2 separate regions of the Mus musculus genome follow, and region 1 is linked to region 2. Evidence: chromatin loops called from intact Hi-C (ENCODE). Cell type or tissue: heart. All regions are shown on one strand. Region 1 overlaps Ccdc6 (coiled-coil domain containing 6). Region 2 overlaps Ank3 (ankyrin 3, epithelial).

The links. Hi-C counts contacts between places; a loop is a spot of excess contacts. Peaks named below come from ENCODE experiments on the same cell type or tissue, not always from the same donor. Only the 100,000 strongest peaks of a DNase experiment are listed, where the experiment ranks them.
Region 1: it touches region 2 in a loop (3-fold over the local background); 3 of 42 quality-filtered maps call a loop at or near these places.

What each region holds. Positions count from the first base shown.
Region 1 is chr10:70,185,047-70,187,546 of GRCm38, reverse strand. All of the region lies in intron 7 of Ccdc6 (coiled-coil domain containing 6), which reads right to left. Among named protein-coding and RNA genes, the nearest start is that of Mrln, 18 kb to the left of the region's middle. In heart, a CTCF peak has its summit at 1,207 (motif pointing right); a DNase peak (open chromatin) is centred at 746.
Region 2 is chr10:69,888,687-69,891,186 of GRCm38, reverse strand. All of the region lies in intron 16 of Ank3 (ankyrin 3, epithelial), which reads right to left. Among named protein-coding and RNA genes, the nearest start is that of Gm33416, 24 kb to the right of the region's middle. In heart, CTCF peaks have their summits at 1,001 and 1,201 (motif pointing right); no DNase peak of the experiment used is centred here; H3K27ac peaks cover 341 bases.

The sequences.
Region 1 (2,500 bases), 300 kb before region 2:
ACTCAGTGGCATGTTGGGTATCGAGGGGCATAAAAATATCCATCATGCACTGGGGGAGCCGAGGACAGCTAAAAAGCAAAGCAAAACAGGAAGCTAGGATGTGAACCTGGTCATATTTCATCGGAAAACCCTTCAACACTGCTGATGAGAGATGAGGAGAGACAAGAATGGTCTCTCTTCAATGGTGTTTGGAAAACTGCAAATCCACACGCAAAAACAAACCAACCAAACCCTTTTATGTGACACCAGACACAAGCGTCAAATGGACTATAGGGCTGAAAAGAATATTTGTGCTCGACAGTGGGTAAAACCTGCAGTGTGTAAACGACGTTAACTGCTGTGTGTGTACACACGTGTCTGTGTGTTCGTGCATGCATATGTCTGTATGCACCTGTGTCTGTATGCACATCTGTGTCTGTACGTGCATATGTGTCTGTATGTATACCTGTGTCCATGTGTGCACATGCATGTACCTTATGTTGTAAGTATGTGTGTGCATGCAAACTTTGTAACCTAATCCAATATAGGATACAAAAGCCCCACACAGGCCAAGGTTCTCTGAAAGGAGCCAAGAGTTAAGGGCAGTCAACCCTCTGCCCACTGTCATGTTTGGCAGGTTTCCTGTAGGAAGCCAGCCTCATTCCCATGGTGCCTTGCAGCAGCACCTATCAGTCAGTGAAGTTCTTCCTGCACGTGCACGAGGAGGACGTGAGCTTTAGCCCATCAACCATTGACCGTGCCAGGAACGATCCCTGGGACTTGCTAGTCAGCAAGCCTAGCTGGATTGGCAAATTGCAGGCCAACGGGAGACACTGTTTCAAAACACAAGTTGGATGGCTCACTCCTGAGGAATGCTTGAGGCAGTCTTCTAGCTTCCAAGTACATGTGTACCCGCCCACACATGTACACCTCTACACACACACACACACACACACACACACACACACACACACACACACACACAGAGCCATGCACACACATCACAGGCCCAGGGTAGAGTCCAACGACCCATACTTGAAATACTCAGAAGTGAAGGCTGCACTGGTCTGGGCAACACTTACAGTGCATGAACCCAGCGCCTTACGTCTTGGCCTCCTAGCATCTAACTGAAAAAACCGCAAGGACAGGTAGGCTCTGGCCATGCTTCCGTGTGCAAGTGCACCCTCCACCGTGACCACAGGTTCGGGTGCTTGAATCTCAGTCTCCAGCAGATGGTGCTGTTTGGGAAAGCTGTGGAACCCTTAAGGGGTAGGGTGGGTCTCAGAAGTGATAGAGGTTTCACAGTTGGGCCTCACTTTAATGTGAGCAGCTGCCTTAGGTCCCCCGCTCCTGTCACCCGTACAAGACAAGCTGTAGGCCACTCTCTGCCCTTCCCTTAGATTGCTTCCGGTCAGGAGTTTGGTCACAGTATTAACTAATACAGCGCTATAAAAGTGGCTGAAGTGAAAACTAATAGAAAAAGGCTTGGTTGGAAAGGGACCAGAGTCATCTTCTTTTAAGGACCTGCAGGTGGCAAGTGGCCAAGCCGTACTGACCATTTATTGTTGCCTCGAATTGTACGGAAGCTTTGCTGTCCGTTTCCATAAAGATATACCGAGTAAGTACCTCCTTAGAGGACTTTCCTGTGGCCTCTCAGCAAATGCTGAGGACTTATCTCCCGACTTGATTACGTCAGTGGCGCTTTATGTGTGATACATTTCTCATTCCCAATTGATTTTTTTTTGACTTGAGTTTATAAAGCGGGGCTCTGATAGTCTCTAATACCAAGGTGGTGATTTAACGTGCTGTTTATTGATTAGCTGAGATTGGAGAGCTTGTCTTTAAATAACAGTCCAGGAGCAGGGTCCCTGCCTACTTGTGAGGAAAGTGAGGTTAAGGCTGGGGGTAGTGGGGGTGGAAGGGTTGTCTACTGACCTGCACAAGGTCTGGCTTTGAACCCCACCACCAAGCAAAAGCAAAACGAAAAATCGCACACACATCTCACTCCTGAAAACCCAAGATGCATTTGTAAGAAAACGATGCCTTAGCTTTAAAGAGGGTTCAAGAGATGGCTTTTGGGGCTGGAGAGAGGCTCAGCAGAGCATTCATTGCTCATGTAGGACTGAGACCCAGCGCTCACACAGGGGTGTATAGTCTAGTTCCAGGGGACCTAAGTACCTCTTTCTGTCCTCTGAACGAATCAGGTATACATGTGACACACAGACATACATACGTGCATGCAAAGTATTCATTCACACACATTAAAAATATAAAATAATAATTAAAAAAAAGAAGTTCCTTTCATGAAACAAAAAACTCCAGCCTATTAACTAGGCTAATTTAAAAAAAAAAAAATTTTTTTTTTAGATCATGTTAGCTACCAAGACTCTTCAGACTCTCTATTGCTGCCCCTCCCCAACTTCTGCTGCTCTAGGCCAGCAATTCTCAACGGTGAACATCAAACCCTATGACCCTAACTCTAACCCCAGGCCTGACCCTAAAGCCAATCAATCCGGGAACG
Region 2 (2,500 bases):
CTATCTCCTCATAGCGTGTTTCAAAGTGACAGGCACGCATCGATTAAAGGAAGAAAGGAGACTCTGCAGTCAGAATTAGATGCTCCAATGCTCTCGGAATATTCAGCCACCCTTCCCTCAGATGGTCCTGATATTCTGCTATAGACAGAGACTCCTGTTAATGAGTTGGACCTCGGAAGACTTGAGTGTCTGACCTGAGAAAGTGCTTCTGGGACTTTATCATCTACAAGAAAGTCAAGATTGCACTGTGATACGGACACGAACTTGACCATAGCGAGTGGAAGTGAAGAGTGGAAATGTCACCTCTAGACTCCTCCGACTCGCCAAGTCAGGGCAGAAGGAGGTTTTATAATCCTATTTTTAGTCTTGACCTATTGCCATGTAGAAACACCAGCTTACCCTGAGAAACGTTTGGCCCTCTGACCAAATGCTCCGACACACCCTTCAGGGACTTAGGCCTCTGTAGTTCAGAGGAGCACTGGACTTGGCCCAAGGCTACAGTGTAAGACATGAGGGCAAGAGACAGTTCACTACCTACCAATCCCTCCATAAAAGAGAAAGTTCACAAAGCAGCATAAAAAGAGGAAGCAGGATTAGTCAACATGCCTAACTCTAACAGTGTGGGTGGTAAAGATGAGAGAAGTCCTTACCAGGAATCGTCTTTGTTTTTTACATTTATAAAGGACTATTCAGCTGAGCCCAGGTGTGGCGTTGCACGTGTGTAAGTGCAGCATTTGGAAAGACAAGGCCTGCCTGGGCTACATGGTGAGACCCGTCTCAAAAACAAAAGGCATCAATGAAAGAGAGAGAAGAGAAGGAAACAAAAAAAAAAGAAAAAAAAAAAGAAAAAGACCATGTGTTAGTCACTTCCCGTCCCCAACCAGGAAAGGGTTTGCTATCCTCTCAGACGTGACAATCTGCTGTCTTCTAACGTATCCCACAAATTCTAGGCCCTAAGGAACCATTTAAAATGCTCTAGCATCTCTACAATGTGTGTCATGCCAGACAAGATACACATTATTCTTTATGGTTCTCAACTATCCCAAGACTAAGACCCTGTGATACTGTTACTCATGTTGTGACACCCCCCCCCCCCAAAAACCATAAAATTATTTTCACTGCTACTTCGTGGCTGTAATTTTGCTACTGTTAGGAATCATAATATAAATATCTCACGTGTAGGATATCTGATGTGCGACCACCAGGGGTCGCTATCCACAGATTGAGACTCACAGCTTTTAAAGCTTATCCTGGTTCCATCGGAGGGACAAATTATAGTCTAAGGTAAGAGAACCAAGATTATTTCAGAGACTCCGAGGAAATCCTTTCAATAAGAGGCAAGGAATTTATCTGGAGCTTCCTAAACTCTGTTTTCAGGAAAGCAAAAGTGTGCTTGGTTCCTATCTCTCCTCAAGGAAGATGTACTAATTTGATAAACCAACCAGGGAGAGCCAATTATAGAATAATCCTTTAAAGTGTTTTTATCTTCTCAAAAAATATTTTAATTATGTGTATGTGTGAGCGCAGGTGCCCACAAAGACCAGAAGCTGTTCTTAAATCTGTTGGATCTTGAGTTATGAGGGCTTTGAGCTTCCTGGTGTGGTTGCTGGGACCCAAACTCTGGCCTCTGTAAGAGCAGTATACTTTGAACCACTGAGGCATCTCTGCAGCCCAATCAAAGCATGATCTTACATCTTTACTGCCTCACACTCTAAAACAAAGTATTTGTTTTTATTTTATGTGTATCAGTGTCTCCCTGCATGTATGGGTACCATGTATGTGCCTTGTGTGCCCAGAGGGCAGAAAAGAGCATTGATCCCTGAAACTGGAGTTGTAGATGGTTGTTAGCTATTATGTGGGTCCTGGGAATTGAGCCCAGGTCCTCTGCAAGAGTACAAGATACTCCTGACTGCTACACCATCTCTCAAATCTCACTTCCCGAGATTCTTGCTGAAGACGATATCTGTCACGTGAACCTATGCGAGTCACACTACAAACAATTATCAAAAGCAATAGATGGTATTTAAAACCCTACTGATAGTCCCCCACCATGCCCCCACCCCACAGATACGTAAAGTAAGAAGTATGACCAGTTACTACAGGCTCAAGTGTTGCTTTCTAATTAGCCTCTCAATTCTGCCAGCAACCAAGCCAGGCTTCTTTCTAGCATAGCTTCCTGTCTCTGGAGGCAGATTAGGTAAAAAATAGATCTTAGCATCCCATTATCCCTTAGCATATGTACTTTTTAGCATCCCAGTCACCTAAAGTCGCGCATCATGTTTCTAGGAAGTGTATAAGGTACCAGCGATTTTGAAAAGGGGGTGAAGAAGAAGGGTGTGCATAGAGGGAGCAGCTGGGGTGTTAATGGCACCCTATGAAACTCTGTCTACTGGCATTCAGAATCTGAACTTGCACTTGCGGGGGTGAAAATGGTAGATGATGTATGTATTCCTTTTATTGAAAGAAAACCGTGCCCAACTGAAAACTACATTTCCCAGCA